2 separate regions of the Homo sapiens genome follow, and region 2 is linked to region 1. Evidence: read pairs that join two places in POLR2A ChIA-PET (ENCODE). Cell type or tissue: PC-9. All regions are shown on one strand. Each heading gives the region's core, and the rest is flanking DNA. Links, peaks and the distances in the headings are about the cores only.

The links. Peaks named below come from ENCODE experiments on the same cell type or tissue, not always from the same donor. Only the 100,000 strongest peaks of a DNase experiment are listed, where the experiment ranks them.
Region 2: POLR2A ChIA-PET joins it to region 1 with 7 read pairs; 1 of 35 experiments calls an interaction of 5 or more read pairs at or near these places.

Annotation. Positions count from the first base shown.
Region 1 is chr22:35,651,331-35,659,251 of GRCh38, reverse strand. APOL6 (apolipoprotein L6) reads right to left here. Exons shown (of 3, transcript NM_030641.4): 2 at 2,777-2,873; 3 at 1-637. The coding sequence starts at 2,826. Among named protein-coding and RNA genes, the nearest start is that of APOL6, 6.8 kb to the right of the region's middle. In PC-9, for the core only: no CTCF peak of the experiment used is centred there; a DNase peak (open chromatin) is centred at 2,841; H3K27ac peaks cover 2,027 bases.
Region 2 is chr22:36,051,653-36,059,573 of GRCh38, reverse strand. No RefSeq gene overlaps it. Among named protein-coding and RNA genes, the nearest start is that of RBFOX2, 27 kb to the right of the region's middle. RefSeq lists an enhancer at 6,349-7,548. In PC-9, for the core only: no CTCF peak of the experiment used is centred there; a DNase peak (open chromatin) is centred at 2,403; H3K4me3 peaks cover 616 bases; H3K27ac peaks cover 4,832 bases.

The sequences.
Region 1 (7,921 bases), core at 46-5,045:
CATCGCCAGTGTTGTTCCCGCAAAGGCCTTTTGCACCTGCACGCGGCTCCGGGAGGAGACTTGGCCAGTGGTCAGAAGACGCTTGGTAGCATTGGCCAAGCGTGGGTTGGCTCTGAGTTTCCAAAATGCACGGACGTTTTTCTTGGCATACTTCAAGGTGTTTCTAAGATTATAGATAATCTTTCCAGCAGCTGTGACATAGTCTGCCTTCTCTTCCTCATCCTCCCTGTCCTCTTGGTCGTAGGTGGGCAGTATGTCTTCCGCCCGTGCTTGGGCTTCTTTATTTTTGGAGCGTTCCAACGTACCACTCACGATGCTGGTGACCCCAGCTGCTGTTGCCAAACCTTGACCAGCGGTGGAGAGCAGCAGGCTTCCTCCTCCTGTTGCTGGGGCAAGGGCTAAACCCAGGAGGCTCATCACTCCAGAGATGACAGCAGTAGAGGTGGCCACCATGTTAGCCTTGGTGAATTTCTTGTGGGTTTTGTCAATATCGTCTGCGAGGGCACGGAGCTTGTCAATGTTCCCTTTCAGATCTTCTTTCAATCTGGGAAATTCTCTCAAAAATATTTTTTCTTCGGGGGACAGATCTCCGTCTTGTAGCTCCACGTCTTCACACAGAGGAGCGTCATCCTCATCCCTGAGGAGAAATGAAATAAAGATTTTGCTTCAGCTTCCCAGATGGGAAAACCCATGTGGCTCTTGGATATTCTTGCCACTCTCAGCTTCGAATCCTCCCTGTACCTCCCTACAAAATCCCCTGAAAAGTCCTAGAGCATTGTAGAGTAGTTCAGCCTTCGCTGAAAACTACTGGTTCCATGGAAAAAAGAAACACATAAGAGGGGCATGTGGAAGGACAAATGTGAATCACCCCAGCCTTGGTCAAGGAATGGGGAAGGAAAATTAAGTCCTGAGGTATGTTTTCAGCCTTGTTCAGAGAAAGCACAGCACTGCTGCAGAGGAGGGGCAGTGGGGAAATGTTAAAACCCCACTCAAGATAAAGAACTTGGGAACAATGGCGGGAGAGTTCTGGGAAAAGTAGGAGAAAGAGAAGACAAGGTGGTGGGCAGGGGATGAGCGTCCCAGATGTGTAGAAGTGAGTAGGAGGGTGGAGGGGGCCATATTGCATCATACATCCTCCACTCTAATGACCTCGAATCTGGTTACTCTGGGGTGTGTCTTTGCTTCTATCAGGAGTTGCACATTGAGAGTTGAGATAAATTATTATTCATGTCCTGAATGCTCTCCTTGCTCTTGGTCAGCTTTACTTGACCCTTCAAGCAGATGGGATTAGTCCTTCATGGAAGAAGTTTGGGACAAAGAGACCTAGGCCCCTCTTCCTCCAACATTTTACAGGATGAAGTACGAAGGGATCTTTGCCAGGCCAGTTGGCTTTGACCTTCAAGGCAGAGCTGCATCAGGGTGAGAGCAAAGCCTGCTGCTTGGGGCATTTTCTCATGCAAGGTGCCATTTGTGCATTTCCTTCAGGGTGAGCCGAGGAGGCCTGGTGATAACAGATGCCCTGGCCCAAAGAAGAACATCAGAGCTGGAGGGAGGCCTGGAGAGGATCTGGGCCACCTCCTTTATGATTCAGTGGGGGGCCTCAAGCCCAGAGAGAAAAGAGGACACTCCCAAAGGAACATGCAAGGTAAAGATGGAGCATTGGGTGGGCTCTGAGTCCTAAACTTGGTGCTTTCTGCCTTTCCTCTCACCTGTCAGTTGATGTCAGGGCCTCCTCATTGAAGTATATGTATGTCCATAAATGTATTTATCTTTAAATCTCTCTTTCCACACACACACGCACACAATTCCTCAGTGGGAAAGATTAGAAACTAAATATACCATCGAGCATATGTTTTAAGTGTTAATGAATTAATAAATTTAGGCACAATTATCTATTAATCCACAGGTGTAAATCAGTTAACAGAGCAGAAGGTCACCAGGGCTTGCAATGGGGAAGGGGTGGGATGAAGGCAAGCGGGGTGGCCCTGACAAAGAACCCCAGACATAAAAGATGCCATAGGTTAGCCCACCCTGATCTCTGTGTTTCCTCAAGGTATGCTAGACAAAAAGAAACAGCAAATAGATATGTAGCTGCAAAGATCAACAACGCCACTGTGTATGAACTGTAAAGTTTTTGGTTTTAGCATGGTTGATAACTAACAGAAGCTTGACTTCATGTGTTTCTTAATTAAACCAAGCGTCTCACATGTGAACACCTCTGCTCCAGTGAATCCTGTATCAGCTGGTGATGTCTACTGGCATTGGATAACATTTCAGTCCAGTTCCATGACATATTACACATAGAGTTCGTCTAATTCACTCAGCAAATATTTGTTACTTGCACACATTGTGCAGGGGGCCGGTGGTGCTACGTCTGCTGATTTACAGACAACTGGGCTTAAATTCATTAATTTGTTAACACCAAATGGCTTCCTTCCTTGGTGATATATGAGCTGAAGAAATGGAGTTCCTGTCTTCAAGACAGTTGCAGAGATGAGGCCCCAGAGTGGAGCAATTTTTGTCTTTGGAGTCCTATTGCCCAAAGCCATGCGCCTGACTTAATCTTGACTTGCTCTCCAAAATATTTACTTTAGCTCCATGAAGTATTTTTTTCCCTAGGGGAACAGATTTTCATATGCATAATGGAGACCAGCGGTAAGATAAGGCCCACTTAACAGCTAATCCTATCAGAGCACATGTATTCCTTATCGTGAGGATGCCTGCAGCATTTCAACAGAATCAGCCCTCTCCCTGGGGACTACACCCTTTGGATTACCTTTGCAAACCAACACCAGCCTCACTTTCTCTCTCCGCCTGGTTGTCCATCAGCCTCTGTGGCAGCAAATCTGTGTCCCCAGGAGTCAAATGATTTTCTGGTCAGGAATGTAGAAAAACAACGTTACTGCACATATGATGAAACCTTATGAAATTCAGGTGTGGAGGGATTTTGGATTATGTACTATCAAAATAACAACCACATAGCATACTAAATATTTGCAAACTATTATTTGAAAATTGTATGTTGAGGTGTAGCTTACATACAATAAATGCATACAGTGAAATAGTCAGTTCAATACATTTTTACCTCTATATTGGAGGGTAGCAGTATACACCATCCCAAAATATGCCACTTTGGCATAAGGATTATTTTGAGCCAAATGTAATTGAGAAGAAGTGGGTACAAGAAAAGTTCTCCACCCTCCCTCTATTTGCCTAAAAGCAAGACATAAATTGACAAAGGTAAAGCTGTCCCTTGTCTCCTCACTAACAAGAAGGATAAAGTTTGATCACCAAAGATGACATTGACTTACTTTCCCACAAGTTGCTCCTGCTGGAGACTCAAAACCCTTTTCCATTGTCTTGCTACTTCTCTAAAAATGTACTGTTCATTGTTGGAGATGTATTGAAGCTGGAATTCAAAGCTACCTCTTTGAGAATTATTTAATCCCTGGATCTCTCCCATGTCCATATGAAATAGACATGTTAATACGCTTCTGCTTGGTTTTCTCTCGTTAATGTGTCTTGGGTTACAGGAGTCTGTTCCAGCTAAGAACTTATGAGGGTTGAGAAAAAAATTACTTTTCCTCCCATACATAGCCAAGGGCTGGTAACAACTCAAATACATCAATCAACAGAAGAATAAACAAACAAATTATAGTTTTTTTATATAGTTAAATATTACATAGCAATAACAATTTTGAAAACTACTGATACCCAAACAACATGGAATAATTTCACAGACATTATTATTGAGTGAAAGAAATCAAACAAATGGCTCCATTTATATGAAACTCAATAATATGCAAATGAATTGGTTGTAGAAGTCAGAATCGAGGTTTCTTCTCGGGTAGTGCGATTATTGACTGGGAGGAGGAAGTACAAGGAAATCTCCTTTTCTCCATCTTGACCTGGGTAAGTGATTCCTTAGATGGATATTATAAGAGAGGAAAAAATAATTTTCCCTCTGCCCTTCTAAGTTCTCAGCTAGGATCCTTGTAACCCAAGACAGATTCATAAGAGAAAAACAAACAGGAGTGGATTAATATGTACCTCTTAAGTGTATGTAGGAGACACCAGGGAATAAATAATTCTCAAAGGAGTGGCTTGGAACTCCCTGCTTATATAGCCACCTTCAACAAAGAACTATACAATTTTAGAGAAGGGACAAGATGAAGAAAAAAGACTTTGCATCTTGAGGGCCACCAAATTGTGGGTAGACAAATAAATAGGAAATGAAGGATAGAAAGAAACTAGTCAGTAAGTTTTGTTACGCAGCTTCCTCTGGTACCATCTCCAGGCCTATAAGGGTCTAAAGTTCTCAGTGGTTAACCTTTATTCTCCTTGATAGAAAGACCTTTGTAAATTTAGATCTTGCTTTTAGGCAAATAGAGAGAGGACAGAGAACCTTCCTGCATCTGCTGCTTCTTAATTGCCTTCGCCTCAATAATCCCTATGCCAAAGAGGCATATCTGGGGGTAGCTTATTCTGTTCTCTCACAATTATGACCACATAGACTGTAATGATTAAAGGATCATTTTCACCAAACAAAGCAGTAATTTACAAGGCCCCTTTGTACAAATTGTATTCCCAAGAACATAATATGTTGTGATATTGTGATTTATAATTATATATAGATATATAATTACATATACGTGTGTATATATATGTGTGTGTATGTGTGTGTGTGTATATATACATATATATATATATAGAGAGAGAGAGAGAGAGAGTTCTTATCCCCATTTCTGGCACAGGGCTCTTAAAACCCTTGGAATTTCCTGAGCGATGAGAGCAGTAAAGGTGAAAAGAGCATCTTTTCTTAACCATAACCGACCCCTTTTAGCCACACCCGAGTTTATGTTAATGAGGTGACTTTAGAAAGCCTCCAAGGATGGGGGGCTGCTTGTCTGGGGAAACAACCATGTGATTTGAGGGTTGGAATATTCAGCCCTACCCCTTGAGTTCCAGGAGAGGAGAGAGACGGGAGATTGAGTTAACCACAAATGGCCCATAGTTTCTTTAATCCATCATGCCTGTGTAAGGAAGCCTCCATAGAAACCCAAAAGGACAGGGTTCAGAGAGCTTCTGGGTTGGTGAACACATGGAGGTACCTGGAGGGTGGTGTGCCCAGAGAGGGCATGGGAACTCCATGTCTCTTCCCCCATATCTTGCCCTGTGCATCAATTCCGTCTGGCCATTCTTGAGTTGGATCCTTTATAATAAACTAGTCATTGTAAATAAGTGTTTCCCTGAGTTTTGCAAGCTGTTCTAGCAAATTATTGAAACTGAGGAGGGAGTTGTGGAAACCTTCCATGTGTCACCAAGTTGGACAAAAGTTGTGGGCAACCTGGGGACCCACCACTTACAACTGGTGTCTGAAGTAGGGGCAGTCTTATGGGACTGAGCCCTTAACCTGGGGGATCTGATAGTATCTCCAAGGAGATAGTGTCAGAATTGAGTTAAACTGTAGGATGCCAAGTTTGTTCTCATAAAGAAGTGGAGAATTGCTTGGTGTAGGGAAAAAAACTCACATATTTTGGTGACCAGAAGAAGGTAAATTGGTGTGAGTATTGAGGGTAGTAGTAGAGTTCAGCCTCCTTCCTTCACCTCTCTCGCACACGCCCTCTTGCCCTTCTGCCTTCTGCCTTCTGTCATGGGATAACACAGCAAGAAGGTCCTTGCCACGTATCTCAAAATAATAAGAGCTATCTATGACAAACCCACAGCCAATATCATACTGAATGGGCAAAAACTGGAAGCATTCCCTTTGAAAACTGGCACAAGACAGGGATGCCCTCTCTCACCACTCCTATTCAACATAGCGTTGGAAGTTCTTGCCAGGGCAATCAGGCAGGAGAAAGAAATAAAGGGCATTCAATTAGGAAAAGAGGAAGTCAAATTGTCCCTGTTTGCAGATGACATGATTGTATATCTAGAAAACCCCATTGTCTCAGCCCAAAATCTCCTTAAGCTGATAGGCAACTTCAGCAAAGTCTCGGGATACAAAATCAATGTGCAAAAATCACAAGCATTCTTACACACCAATAACAGACAAACAGAGAGCCAAATCATGAGTGAACTCCCATTCACAATTGCTTCAAAGAGAATAAAATACCTAGGAATCCAACTTACAAGGGATGTGAAGGACTTCTTCAAGGAGAACTACAAACCACTGCTCAATGAAACAAAAGAGGATACAAACAAATGGAAGAACATTCCATGCTCATGGGTAGGAAGAATCAATATCATGAAAATGGCCATACTGCCCAAGGTAATTTATAGATTCAATGCCATCCCCATCAAGCTACCAATGACTTTCTTCACAGAATTGGAAAAAACTACTTTAAAGTTCATATGGAACCAAAAAAGAGCCCACATTGCCAAGTCAATCCTAAGCCAAAAGAACAAAGCTGGAGACATCACGCTACCTGACTTCAAACTATACTACAAGGCTACAGTAACCAAAACAGCATGGTACTGGTACCAAAACAGAGATATAGACCAATGGAACAGAACAGAGCCCTCAGAAATAATGCCGCATATCTACAACTATCTGATCTTTGACAAACCTGACAAAAACAAGAAATGGGGAAATGATTCCCTGTTTAATAAATGGTGCTGGGAAAACTGGCTAGCCACACGCAGAAAGCTGAAACTGGATCCCTTCCTTACACCTTATACAAAAATTAATTCAAGATGGATTAAAGACTTAAATGTTAGACCTAAAACCATAAAAACCCTAGAAGAAAACCTAGGCAATATCATTCAGGACATAGGCATGGGCAAGGACTTCATGTCTAAAACACCAAAAGCAACGGCAACAAAAGCCAAAATTGACAAAGGGATCTCATTAAACTAAAGAGTTTCTGCACAGCAAAAGAAACTACCATCAGAGCGAACAGGCAACCTACAGAATGGGAGAAAATTTTTGCAATCTACTCATCTGACAAAGGGCTAATATCCAGAATCTACATGAACTCAAACAAATTTACAAGAAAAAAACAAACAACTCCATCAAAAAGTGGGCGAAGGATATGAACAGACACTTCTCAAAACAAGACATTTATGCAGCCAAAAGACACATGAAAAAATGCTCATCATCACTGGCCATCAGAGAAATGCAAATCAAAACCACAATGAGATACCATCTCACACCAGTTAGAATGGCGATCATTAAAAAGTCAGCAAACAACAGGTGCTGGAGAGGATGTGGAGAAATAGGAACACTTTTACACTGTTGGTTGGACTGTAAACTAGCTCAACCATTGTGGAAGTCAGTGTGGCGATTCCTCAGGGATCTAGAACTAGAAATACCATTTGACCCAGCCATCCCATTACTGGGTATATACTCAAAGGATTATAAAACATGCTTCTATAAAAACACATGCACACATATGTTTATTGCGGCACTATTCACAATAGCAAAGACTTGGAACCAAGCCAAATGTCCAACAATGCTAGACTGGATTAAGAAAATGTGGCACATATACACCATGGAATACTATGCAGCCATAAAAAAGGATGAGTTCGTGTCCTTTGTAGGGACATGGATGAAGCTGGAAACCATCATTCTCAGCAAACTATCGCAAGGACAAAAAACCAAACACCGCATGTTCTCACTCCTAGGTGGGAATTGAACAATGAGAACACATGGACACAGGAAGGGGAACGTCACACACCGGGGCCTGTTGTGGGGTGGGGGGAGTGGGGAGGGATAGCATTAGGAGTTATACCTAATGTTAAATGATGAGTTAATGGGTGCAGCACACCAACATGGCACATGTATACATTTCTCCGGGTGAAATTATCCTGGATTCAGGGTGGCCCTGAAATCCATCACTGATGTCATTATAAGAAGAGGAGGTGACAGAGAGAGACACAGCAAAGAAGGCTGCACGCAGACAGAGGCAGAAATTAGAGT
Region 2 (7,921 bases), core at 1,762-6,761, 400 kb before region 1:
ATAATAGAAAGTCGTGCTGAAGGGTGAAGACTTAATAAAAATGATAATTTTACTGTTTCATTGAGGATATTCTTCTTAGATAAAACAAACTTTTTTTTTTTTTTTTTTTGAGACGGAGTCTCACTCTATCACCCAGACTGGAGTGCAGTGGCACAATCTCAGAGGCATAATCTCAGCTGACTGCAACTTCTGCCTCCCAGGCTCAAGTGATTCTTATGCCTCAGCCTCCCAAGTAGCTGGGATTACAGGCATCCACCGCCACATGCGGCTAATTTTTGTATTTTTAATGGAGACAGGGTTTTGCCATATTGGCCAGGCTGGTCTCGAACCCTGACCTCAAGGGATCTACCTGCCTTGGCCTCCCAAAGTGCTGGCATGTGAGCCACCGAGCCCACCCAAAACTCAATTTCATTTGAAACAACAGAAAGCTTTTTGCACGTCTACAGTGTGCACATTTGATGCCTAAAACAGAGACTGTCAAAGAATCTTGAAATGTCTAGGTAGGAAGTTTAGGCCAAGAAGTCAACTAGTGTATCCCTCTGACCATGTTATTTTGTGGGTTTTTTGTTTGTTTGTTTGCGAGACAGAGTCTTGTGCAGTGGTGAAATCTCGGCTCTCTGAAATCTCCACCTCCCAGGTTCAAGTGATTCTCCTGCCTCAGCCCCCTGAGTCACTGAAATTACAGGCACATGCCACCACACCCGGCTAATTTTTGTATTTTTAGTAGAGACGAGGTTTCATTATGTTGGCCAGGTTGGTCTCAAACTCCTAATCTCAAGTGACCCACCCACCTTGGCCTCCCAAAGTGTTGGGATTACAAGTATGAGCCACCGCACCCGGCCCCACTCAATATTGCTCTTGCACCATCATTCAAAATGTCAGGCAGGGTGTGTTGGCTCACACCTGTAATCCCAGCACTTTGGGAGGCCGAGGCGGGCAGATCATGAGGTCAGGAGATGGAGACCATCCTGGCTAACATGGTGAAACCCTGTCTCTTCTAAAAATACAAAAAAAAAAAAAAAAAAAAAAAATTAGCTGGGTGTGGTGGTGCAAGCCTATAATCCCAGCTACTTGGGAGCCTGAGGCAAGAGAATCCGCGCCACTGCACTCCAGCCTGGGTGACAGAGTGAGACTTGGTGTCAAAAAAAAAAAAAGTCAACAAAATAAAAAGAGCAAATCTTATGTTAGCATTGTTACAAAAATGATTTTGACCTCTTGGACTTCTTGAGAGGATTTGGAGACCACACTTTGAGAAATGATGCCCTACAGGCACCAAACTTCTTGGTGTGGCCCAGATAGCTCTCCATGACCTGCCCCTGCCAACCTCTCCAGCCCCGTCTCTCATACCATTCCATCTCTAATCAAGCCCATGCTTCAGCTGGGAAGAATAGACTCATTCTGCAGAGAAAGAGACCTGGCTCTAGAACCAAAACCAAGCTGCCTAGTTGCTCAAGAAGTGATATTCTTTTTTTTTTTTTTTTTTTGAGATGGAGTTTTGTTCTTGTCACCCAGGCTGGAGTGCAATGGCATGATCTCGGCTCACTGCAACCTCTGCCTCCTGGGTTCAAGTGATTCTCCTGCCTCAGCCTCCCGAGTAGCTGTGATTACAGGCATGAGCCACCACACCCAGCTAATTTTTGTATTTTTAGTAGAGAAGGGGTTTCACCATGTTGGCCAGGTTAGTCTCAAACTCCTGACCTCAGGTGATCCACCCACCTTGGCCTCCCAAAGTGCTGGGATTATAGGAATGAGGCACTGCTTCCAGCCAAGAAGTGGCATTCTTTCATGCTTCCAACCTCTGGGTGATATGATTTGGATCTGTGTCCCCACCCAAATCTCATCTTGTAGCTCCCATAATTCCCATGTGTTGTGGGAGGAACCCAGTGGAAGATGATTGAATCATGGGAGTGGGTCTTTCCTGTGCTGTTCTTGTGATAGTGAATGGGTCTTACGAGATCTGATTGTTTTAAAAAACAGGAGTTTCTCTGCATAAGCTCTTTTTTTGCCTGCTGCCACTCATGTAAGACGTGACTTGCTCCTCCTTGCCTTCCACCATGATTGTGAGGCTTCCCCAGCCAACCAGAACTGTAAGTCATTAAACCTCTTTCTTTTGTAAATTGCCCAGTCTCCAGTATGTCTTTATCAGCAGCATGAAAATGGACTAATACACTGGGCCTTTGCTTGAGCTGCTCACCCTGCCCAGAAGCCCCCTTCCCTTCTGGTGAGCTCCTATTCAGTCATCAAGGTCTAGTTCAAATATCATTTCCCCTGTGAAGCCTCCCCTTTCCCTTCAGTATACACTTACACTATTTTGTACAACTTTCATTTATAAAACTTAATACATTATAGAGTTCTGTGGTCTGAATGTATTCCCCCAAAATGCATATATTGAGACTTAGTCACCAGTGTGATGGTAAGAAGAGGTGGGGCCTTTAGGAGGTGATTAAGTCATAAGGTCAGAGCTCTCATGAATGGGATTAGTAACCTTATAAAAAAGGTTCAAGCCTGGGTGCAGTGGCTCACGCCTGTAATCCTAACAGTTTGGGAGGCTAAGTGGGGAGGATCACTTGAGCTCAGGAGTTTGAGACCAGCCTGGGCAACATAATGAGACCCTGTCTCTTAAAAAAAAAATAATTTAATAAAAAATTTTTAAACTTAATTTTTTCTTTTTTTTAATTCAAGAGAGCTGTCTTCCCCTTCCCCCACGTGAGGATGTAGCCACAAGGTACCATCTACGGAGCACAGAACAAGCCCTTAGCAGACACCGAATCTGCCAGTGCCTTGAGCTTGGACTTCCCAGACTACAGAACTATGAGAAATGAGTTTCTATTACTTATAAATTATGCAGTCTAAGGAATTGTGTGATAGCAGCCAGAGAGACTAAGACATTCTGGTTCACAGGACCTTATCAACAACTCAGACATCCCCAAACTGAAAACTGGACCTTATTTATTAACGTACTCAGTTCTTAAACTTGTCCTGAATGGATGTGAGGTTATTTATCATCTTTAAAAAAAAAATCTTATTTAGTGTGAATATCCATACATTTCACTGCAGCAATATTGTGTTTGATACTGAGGTGTTGCTGCAGGCCCCACTGGAGTACCATGAGAATCATGGCCCATATTACCTTTCTAAAATCTAATAAATCCTGAAATCTAAAACCTATATGACTCCCAAGGATTTGGGTGAGGGATTGTGGGCTTGTATTATGTTTCCTTGAGTATGTCCGCCTCTTCTGCTTAGCTGATATCTGTTAGGAGGGTACCATGCCCTAAACACGTCTGTATCCCAGATTCCAGCAGAGTGCCTGGTATGTGGTCGCATGAAGCAAAGTCTGTAGTGGCACACGTTGAGCTTATGAATTCCCATAACTCTATGGAGAAGTCCCACACCAAATTTTAAGGAGCAGATCGGATTTCAGAATTGCAGGGTAGAGTTCAGGTTACAACGACAGATTGCACATATGCGTCTAATTTTGCTCCCTCCTGAAACCTCACTGAAACTTCTGGAAGAGGAATACTTTTTTAAAAAGAGACATAAACCCACAATGTTGAGAAAAGCAGGATGGGAAAGCACGGCCACAAGAGGGGAGGGACGGGGGGTCACTGGTTGTCAGGCCTGGGAAAGCCTGACAAATGAGTCCCAGGCAGCCGTGGGAAGGCTGAGCATGGATGCGATTGACAGGACAGACTCTGCCAAAGACAGAGAGCTGGCAGCGCCAGGTCCCTCTGCGAGTGAAGGGGGTGATGGTGGTGCTAAAATAAGAAAGACTGGTGGGGGAAGTTATTTAGGAAGCTCTTAGACCCCTAGATCCCCTCCCACCTCACACCCCCGCGCCCCCACAGCGGAAGTCTGGAAGATTATTCTCAGGAGAGGGTAAAACAAAGCTGCTCTGAATCGGGGGATGCCAGGCACATTGAGGACATGAGTACTGCTCAGAAAAGCCAGGGATAAAGGAGTCAAATGTATCTTAATGTTGAACGTGGCAACACCATACGCATACCCTTCCAGGCCTGCCACTCTGCTTGTTTCCTGGGACCCTGACAACCAAACCCTTACCCCCCAGGCAGAGGACCGGAAGATGACTAGCTTAAAGAGAAAACAAGAACACTGGATTGGGTTTCCCAGCAAATAGCCACCCAGACCACCCTGCTGCAAAGTTTGAGTGGATGGTGCCTGGTGCTCAAGCTCCCAATTAACTTTGTAGCTTTTTATTGAGAAGAGAGCTAAGAAATACCTCACATTGAAGAAAAACCTTGAACATGGAAGAGAGAAACCAAAACAGACAGGACCAGACAGGATCAAAGCAACCAGGAAGAAACAGACACCATGGATCTGGTATGGTGTCTCACGCCTGTAATTCCAGCACTTTGGGAGGCTGAGGCGGGTAGATCACCTGAGGTCAGGAGTTCGAGACCAGCTTGGCCAACATGGTGAAACCTCTATCTCTACTAAACATACAAAAATTAGCCAGGCTTGGTGGTGTGTGCCTGTAATCCCAGCTACTTGGGAGGCTGCAGCAGGAGAATCGCTTGAACCCGGGAGGTGGAGGTTGCAGTGAGCTGAGATTGCACCACTGCACTCCAGTCTGGGTAACAGTGAAACTCTGTCTCAAAAAACAAAAAAGAAACAGACACCAAACACCATGCATGGAGTTAAAAAAAAAAATCATTTTGTCTTTAGAGAGATAAAAGATTATTGCATCCCACAACTGAAACAAAAACAGGGTTCCGTTTGGTAACATTCAAAGATTTAGAAAGAGCTTTAGAAATTAAAGATAGGATTGTTGACGCTTTAAAAAATCAATAAAAGGGTTGGAAGATCAAGTTGAGGAACCACTGAAGAAATTAGAGCAAGGGCCGGGTGCGGTGGCTCATACCTGTAATCCCAGCACTATGGGAGGCCGAGGCAAGAGGGTCACTTGAGCTCAGGAGTTCAAGACCAACTTGGGCAACATAAAAAAAGCCCTCTCTCTGGCCAGGCGCAGTGGCTCACACCTGTAATTCCATCACTTTGGGAGGCTGAGGCAGGCAGATCAGCAGATAGAGACCATCCTGGCTAACATGGTGAAACCGCGTCTCTACTAAAAATACAAAAAAACTAGCCAGGCATGGTGGCGGGCGCCTGTAGTCCCAGCTACTAGGGAGGCTGAGGCAGGAGAATGGCGTGAACCTGGGAGGTGGAGCTTGCAGTGAGCTGAGATCACGCCACTGCACTCCAGCCTGGGTGACAGAGCGAGACTCCGTGTCAAAAAACAAACAAACAAAAACCAAAAACAAACAAAACAGAAAAAAAAAAAGCCCTGTCTCTAAAAAAATAATAATAATTTTAAGTTAGCCAAGCATGGTGGCATGTACCTGCAGTCCTGGCTACTTGGGAAACTGAGATAGGAGGATCGCTTGAGCCCGGGAGTTCGGGGCTGCAGGGAGATGATCTCACCACTGCACTCCAGCCTGGGTGACAGAGCAAAAAAACAAAAGAAAGAAGAGAAATTAGAGCAACAAAGACAAAGAGACTGAAAATAGGAAAGAAGGCAGGTGCGGTGGCTCACACCTATAATCCCAACACCTTGGGAGGCCAAGGTGGGAGGATGACTTGAGTGGAGGAGTTCAAGACTAGCCTGGGCAACATAGTGAGATCCTGTCTCTGAAAAGAAAAGAAAATAAATGAAAATAAAAGGTGGAGGGGAGGGAAGGGCAGGGAAGGGCAGGTCAAGGAAGGGAAGGAAAGGGAAGGGAAGGGAGAAGGGAAGGGAGGAGGGAAGGGGGAAGGGAGAAGGGAAGGGAGGAGGGAAGGGGGAAGGGAGAAGGGAAGGGAGAAGGGAAAGGAGAAGGGAAGGGAGAAGGGAAGGGAGAAGGGACAGGAAGGGAAAAGGGAGAAGGGAAGGCAGAAGGGATGGGAAGGGAAAGGAAGGGAGAAGGGAAGGGAGAAAGGAAGGGAGAAGGGATGGGAAGGGAGAAGGGAGAAGGGAAGGGAGAAGGGATGGGAAGGGAGAAGGGAGAAGAGATGGGAAGGGAAGGGAGAAGGGATGGGAAGGGAGAAGCAGGGAAGGGAAGGGGGAAGGGAGAAGGGAAGGGAAGGGAAGGCAAGGGGGAAGGGAAGGGAGAAGGGAAGGGAAGGGAAGGGAAGAGAAGAGAAGAGAAGGGAAGGGAAGAGAAAGGAAGGGAATCCAGTCTGGGAGATCCAACATCAGAATAACAGGGGTTCTAGAAGAGAACAGAGAGAATGGGGAGGAAATCATTAATGATCAACTCAAGAAATTTTGCAGAATGCATATTTCTACACTGAAGAACCCTCACAAGTGCTGAGCAAGATGGATGAAAATAGACCCAAGTTAAGGTACGTTGCTGTGAAATTTCAGAATCCTGAGAGGAAAAAGGAAGATTCTATAAGCTTCCAGAGAGGGAAACACAGAATCAGAATAGCTTCAGTATTCCCATAGCAACACTGAGGGCTAGACGATGACCCAATGCTGTCAAAGGTTGGAATGAAAACGATCTGTAATCTGTAATGTAAAATTCTATTATCAGTGCAGGTATTAACCAGGTATGAATATTTGAAATGTTTAGACATAAAAATTTCCAAACATCTAAGATCTCAAAATACTTTCCCACGCAGGCTTTCTTGGCAAGCTACAGGAGGAGAAGCTCCATTGAAACAAAGAGTACAGATTAGGGAATGAGAAGATGTGGGTTCAGTAAGCCAGAGGTCTACTACATGAGAGAGTGACAGTCATACCCCAGACAGTGTGGAGGGAGGGCAACCAGTCCAACCAGTCCCCAGGAAGTCCTGTGACTCAGCAGATAGGCAGACATGTTTGGGTGTTACCACCAAGATCCTAGCTTGAGTTCAAGGAAGAAAATGCTGAGAGACGTGGAGTTTTAACTGTTGTCTAGGGCTGACTTGCCTTGACCAGGTGCTAGAAGAGTTTCTATTCTCCCTGCAGGCGTTTCAGCTTGGTGTTAGTGTTCAGCTTTGGCCCGCTCCAGAGACCTGAAGATAGACCAATGAGCGGAGAAGCGAAACAAACAAACAAACCAAAAAATGGAGCAGGCTCCTCTCCTTGAATGTTTTTCTGCCAGACTGCAGTTCACAGCTCACCCTACAGCTCTTTCAGAGGCCCCCATATCCACGGACTTCCCTGGAAGCCCCTCTTGCAGACAGCTGGAGCCAGACCGTGGATCCACACTTTCGGCCCATTTTCTCCTAGGAAACCTTACCTAGTAGTAGCAATATTGCCTTTTACTTACCATGTTTTGAGCTTGCTTCTTCGTTTTCCAAAACCAAACAAGATATGGATACACATAGATAGTAAAACTGCACAGGAGTGCAAGGGAATGTTTAACTAAAAAATCAGAATAGAGCCCTGGTTCAGTGACTCACACCTGTAATCCCAGCACTCTGGGAGGCTGAGACTGGAGGATCACTTGAGGCCAGGAGTTCAAGACCAGCCTGGGCAATATAGTGAGACCCTTTCTCTACAAAAATATAAATAAATTTTTTCTTTTTTTTTTTGAGACAGTCTTGCTCTGTCACCCAGGCTGGAGTGCAGTGGCATGATCTTGGCTCACTGCAACCTCTGCCTCACAGGTTCATGCAACTCTCCTGCCTCAGCCTCCCAAGTAGCTGGGACTACAGGCACCCACCACCACACCTGGATAATTTTTGTATTTTTTGTTTGTTTGTTTGTTTGTTTGAAACGGAGTTTCGCTCTTGTTGCCCAGGCTGGAGTGCAACGGCACGATCTCGGCTCACTGCAATCTCCGCCTCCCGGATTTACACGATTCTCGTGCCTCAGCCTCCCGAGTAGCTGGGATTATAGGCACCCACCATCATGCCCACTAATTTTTGTATGTTTAATAGAGACGAGGTTTCACAATGTTGGCCAGGCTGGTCTTCTACTCCTGACCTCAGGTGA